2 separate regions of the Mus musculus genome follow, and region 1 is linked to region 2. The links are chromatin loops, found by intact Hi-C in ENCODE. Cell type or tissue: heart. All regions are shown on one strand.

Evidence for each region. A loop is a pair of places that touch in the nucleus more often than their neighbours do. Peaks named below come from ENCODE experiments on the same cell type or tissue, not always from the same donor. Only the 100,000 strongest peaks of a DNase experiment are listed, where the experiment ranks them.
Region 1: it touches region 2 in a loop (2.1-fold over the local background); 3 of 42 quality-filtered maps call a loop at or near these places.

Annotation. Positions count from the first base shown.
Region 1 is chr6:117,346,418-117,348,917 of GRCm38, reverse strand. No RefSeq gene overlaps it. Among named protein-coding and RNA genes, the nearest start is that of 6820426E19Rik, 150 kb to the left of the region's middle. In heart, no CTCF peak of the experiment used is centred here; a DNase peak (open chromatin) is centred at 1,327.
Region 2 is chr6:117,248,374-117,250,873 of GRCm38, reverse strand. No RefSeq gene overlaps it. Among named protein-coding and RNA genes, the nearest start is that of Cxcl12, 81 kb to the right of the region's middle. In heart, a CTCF peak has its summit at 1,446 (motif pointing left); a DNase peak (open chromatin) is centred at 1,433; H3K27ac peaks cover 1,051 bases.

The DNA.
Region 1 (2,500 bases), 98 kb before region 2:
CAAAAAGTGGGAGTGGGTGGGTAGGGGAGTAGGGGAGGGGTATGGGGGACTTTTGGGATAGCATTGGAAATGTAAATGAGGAAAATACCTAATTAAAAAAAGAATACCCCCCCCAAAAAAACTGTTCCGGAAGCTTTACTTTCAAGCTTTATGTTATTATTGAACTTAAAATATGTCTTTCATGGTAGCATCTAGGTGACTGGTGTGACGCATACACATCTCTTCCTTCTTTAGAATCTTCTTTTGTGTCAAAACACTTTTAATTATATCATTTAATCCCTCTTGCATTTTATTTTGCTATATTTTATTGAATCAATTTTTAGAAGCTGAGAATTACAAATAAGATGTTGAATTAGTTTTAGTTTGGAAAAAAGAGAACACTTGAAAATTTGGTAGATGATGGTTGATAGTGGCACAAAATATGAATGAAGTTAAAGCCTTTGTAACAGTTGCCTTCTGCTGCTGTGATAAAAAACATTTTGACTAAAAGCAACTTAGAGGAAAGACAGGTTTATCTTGGCTCACAGCAGTGACTCTCAACCTTCCCAGTGCTGTGATCCTTTAATAGAGCTCCACATGTTGTGGTGACCCCAACCATAAAATTATTTTGTGGCTACTTCATGACTACAATTCTGCCACTGTTATGAATCAGAATGTAAATATATGATATGCAGTATATCTGATGTGTGACCTCCAAAGGGTTTCTGACCCACAGGTTGAGAACCATTGTCTTACAGGTTACAGTTCATCATCAAGGGAAGCTGGGGCAAGAACAGAAGAATAGGAAACCATGGAGGAACAGCACTTGCTGACTTGCTGGCTAGCTCACACTTTGCTCTATCATTCTTATATAGCTCAAGACATCTGCCCAGGGGATGATGCTACCCACAGTGAACTGGGCACATTGAGTTCAAATAACAATTACGATAATCCCCCACAGGCCAATCTTATCTATATAATTTCTCACTTGAGACTTTCCTTTCAGATGACTCTAGGCTGGATCAAATTGACAAGCAAAGCTAATTAGGCCTGCCACTGAACTTAGCTAACTTGAGTTATTATGACATGGCAACTATGTAAATCAGATTGAATCTTATTCTGTAAATTTCCTGTTGTTGATACTGTTTGCTGTTTGTTAGTGACTAAAATCTAGCTAACCTTTGGGTAGCTGGAGATTAGACAGATTTCCTTAAATGTCTTGAAGAAATAAGGCTTCCACTCTTGTCAAGCTATGTTAGGATATGTCTTCAGTGTCCCTGCTCCTGATAACTGTCCCTTGGGCCTCATTTAATGATTTCCTCTCAACAGTAGCCAAAGTTGAGAAGTTGGGTTCTTTTCAGGTCTCTCCTGGGTGTGTACCGAGCCCATACACAAAGCCTTCAGATTCCCAGAAATATGTCAGAGCTTTTCAAAGCCACTTATGGGCATCCCATTCTCCAAGTTTTCCTTTGAAATATTTTGGCTAGCCTTGCTTTTGCCCAACTATTGTTCAAGTAGCCAGGATGTTAAACAATTGAAATGATTTTTTTTTTCACAAATGCCTGGAGACAGGATTCTATTCATTGAGAAAGTCTTAAATTTGGTCAAATAAAAATAAACTCTTTAATGAAATTGTTTCATGGAGCTATCAGATAGGTGAGGTAGGAATGACAAGGTATTTGGGGCATCCAGAACCATCCTCATCTGTTATATCATAGAAGCTCCATGACATTTTCTGTATTTCCCACAGATCTGTGGCTTCTGGTTTCCGTAGTTAGTGAAGATTGGGAAGAGAAAATTAAAATGCTTTGAAAGATCTCTTTTTATTGAGTTCTAGGCATCTTAGATACCTGAAAAAGTCAATTTTGACATAGTTTTCCATGAGTAGAGGATTTTAGGATCTTGTTTTCTTCACAATTTTCCCAGGATAGGCATAAAATAATAATAGAATTGATCATTTATAATGAGATATTACCATCAGTAGACCAAGTTCTCCAATTGGCATGGTGGCACACACTGATAATTCCAGCATTCAGAAGGCCAAGATGGTTAGACTATAAGCTTCAGGTCAGCCAAGTCTATATGACCAGACCTTGACTCACGAATAAAAAAGAAACAATAACAACAAATTAAACTAAAATAATTATGAATAACATTTTAGTTTTCCGACACTGTAATTCAGTAGTAAGTAAAAGAAAAGAAAAAATATCACTAAGGATATTTGAGCAACATGAAGAACAGAATGATGGGTAGAATTTCATAGGATCCTGCATCTAATAGTAGCAGGAGACTTGTTCAAATACACATTGAATATTTGTAAGGGAAGACCATCTTTTGGGCTCAAGTACCAATATCTTTATAAGCATTTTTTTCTAGTGTTGAGACTTCTAAATTCTTTTTTCTTCATTTATTAGTTCTTCAAGATTTTTGTTCAATATATTTTCATCACATTCACCCTCTCCTCATATTTATCCCCCACTTTCCTACCCACCAAAATGTGCATACCGTTTCTTTAATTAAT
Region 2 (2,500 bases):
GTTTGTTAGTTTTCCCCTCTAAGAATCATGTGCTACAAACAAAGGTTGTTTGTCCTGCTGGAAGTTGTGTGGACGATTTTTTTTTTATTTGGATTGCTGTCCTTTCTGGTCTGCAGGCAACTGGTTTTACAGGCCACCTTAGCTCTCTTCTGTGGACTGCCACGTCCCCTCACTGGCCTGCTTTCTGGTTTACCCAGCTGTGCCAGTAGGAAAGGGAACAGCTGGACATAAACAATCACACTGCTCGCACCAGGTACAAAAAGGGCTTGTGTCGCTCCTTTGGGCATTTCTGGCTTCCTAGAGAAGACAGAAAAAAAGCAAGTTTATAATAAGCAAGGCCTTATGAATTGTGACCGCTTTTAATCTTAAACAGACACTTTATCTGCTAAAATCCCAGAGCTCAAGAATCAGCCTGCAGAAGAATGACCATTGTGGTTTCATGAGAGGGAGGAGAGGAGGAAGGAAGGGAGAGAGGAAAAAAACTTCCACTCACCCTGAGAGGACGAAGGTGCCTATGGGTGAATGCACATTGCCACTCCCCAAGAGCTTTCTGGCACCAGGAGAAGGCACTGGCCTGTCTGTTTAGTGTTCAGCTGGCTCACATGTAAGGGCCCACAGGATGGCAGGACAGGAACAGAATGATGGAGATGCCCAGGGACACAGCAGGGAGTGTCTGCAGTCTACAACTGAACCGTGTCCAGACACCCATGGCTGACTCTGTGACAGAGGAAGCTGATTGGCTCTGCTCTGTGACTGAGAAAGCTGATTGGCTGAGGTGGAGGGTGTTTGGGAGTTTCCCCCTTTTCTTCTTTCTGTGGAGTCACCTGAGATGGCTAAATTTGCTAAACCTACAGGAGACGCTGAGATAGACAGAGCCGTCCAGCTGTAATTTCCTTCGGTTTACCCCCAGGAAAACCCGAAGATGACCTGTGGCTTTGTGGCTATAGAGCCCTTGGGCCAGCCATTTCTGAGCAGTTAATTCCCTTGGAAGAGGGAGAGAAAAGCCGTTCCAGCTCCAACTCCTTGGTTGGTTGTTCCTGGTCAGTTGAGAGGTTAATAAATGAAAATAAGCCCCACACAGGATGGACAGGGCAGCCTGCGTGTGTCAGAGGTGAAAGGGCGCGGGGAACAAACACGGGATGGGGTATAAATAATCAGGGGAAACTCCAAAGAAATGAGACCCTGAGAAGTACCAGGGCTGTGCGCTAGTGTCCCTCTGAGGTCTCTGAGGTCCTTCGGTGTTCTCGCTGCCTGCCAAGCTCACAAGCCCTGTCTGCGGGGATTTGCACTTGTGTAGGTAGAGAACCCATTTTAGGTAAACTCCTTGCATTTTCCCTCAGGATCTGGCAACCAAGTTCCCTGTCAATTGCTTCCATAGCTCATCCCCTACCAATTTAGGAGAACCCCAGCCTGCGCCCTTCTGGATAGCGCCCTCTGCTGGCACTGGCAGGGCTGACCGTGCAATGGCCTGGTCTCAACCCGGGGCAAGACACATCAATCTGACTACACACCCACACCGGAACCACCTTAGGTGCCCATGGGAGGCAGATGTTCAGACTCCGCTCGCGCTTGCACAGACATGTTGTTTATCAGCAGCCCATTCTGCTGAGATGCTGGCTGTCAGAAATGGTTTCCGTAAGTCTCACTCCTTTTCTCCTACCTCTGTTTTTTCACCTCACTTTGGACCTACCACGGTAATCCTGAGGTATTTGAACAGAATTGCTATCTAACCCAATTCCCTTCTTCCTAACCTCCCTGAACCTTCCTGAATCTCATGTTTCCTGGCAAACTGATTGTCAAACCCCTCTCCACTGTGGCGTCCAGTACACAGGAACTGTAGGTAGGGTCTGAGCAGTGTAGTTCAGGGGTGAGCTAGAACCTTTGCCAGAGGGGCATGCAGACAGGGACACAGCAGTTCTGTGCAGGAAGTCCCACTTGTGATACACTTCTAATTCATGTTCAGCTAACTCGTTTCCTATCTGCTGATAGCTAAAGTCAGACACTCTTTCCACAGTCATTCCTCTCATGAGCCAGACAGTTGCTGTGGCTGTGCCGCTTAACACTTGCATATTAACCCCACAACCTACATGTTAGCTTCTACCCTGATTTATTTTGTCCATTGTTGCCATCTGTAGTTTGAGAATCCTTAGTCCAAAAAACAAAAATAAAAAACAAACAAAACAAAACAAAATCCTCAATCCCAAGTACTCTAATATCTGAGTTTAACTTTGAAGCATTTCAGATTCCCAGATTTGGAAATATTTTACATTTTGGATTTTCCTATTAGAAATGTCCAACCTATGAAGACTTTTAAAATATTCCAAAAATCTGATCAAACCCCAAATCTAAAGTACTTCTCACCGTATGTGTTTGCATGAGGGGTGCTTGGCTTGGACAGAGGCCATCCGGGATGTTGAATTTTGTATGTTTCTGGTATGGACAGGAGCACCTCTCAGACCCACTTGATGAGTGAGCGTTGTAGGTAACTTTTCTATAGCCC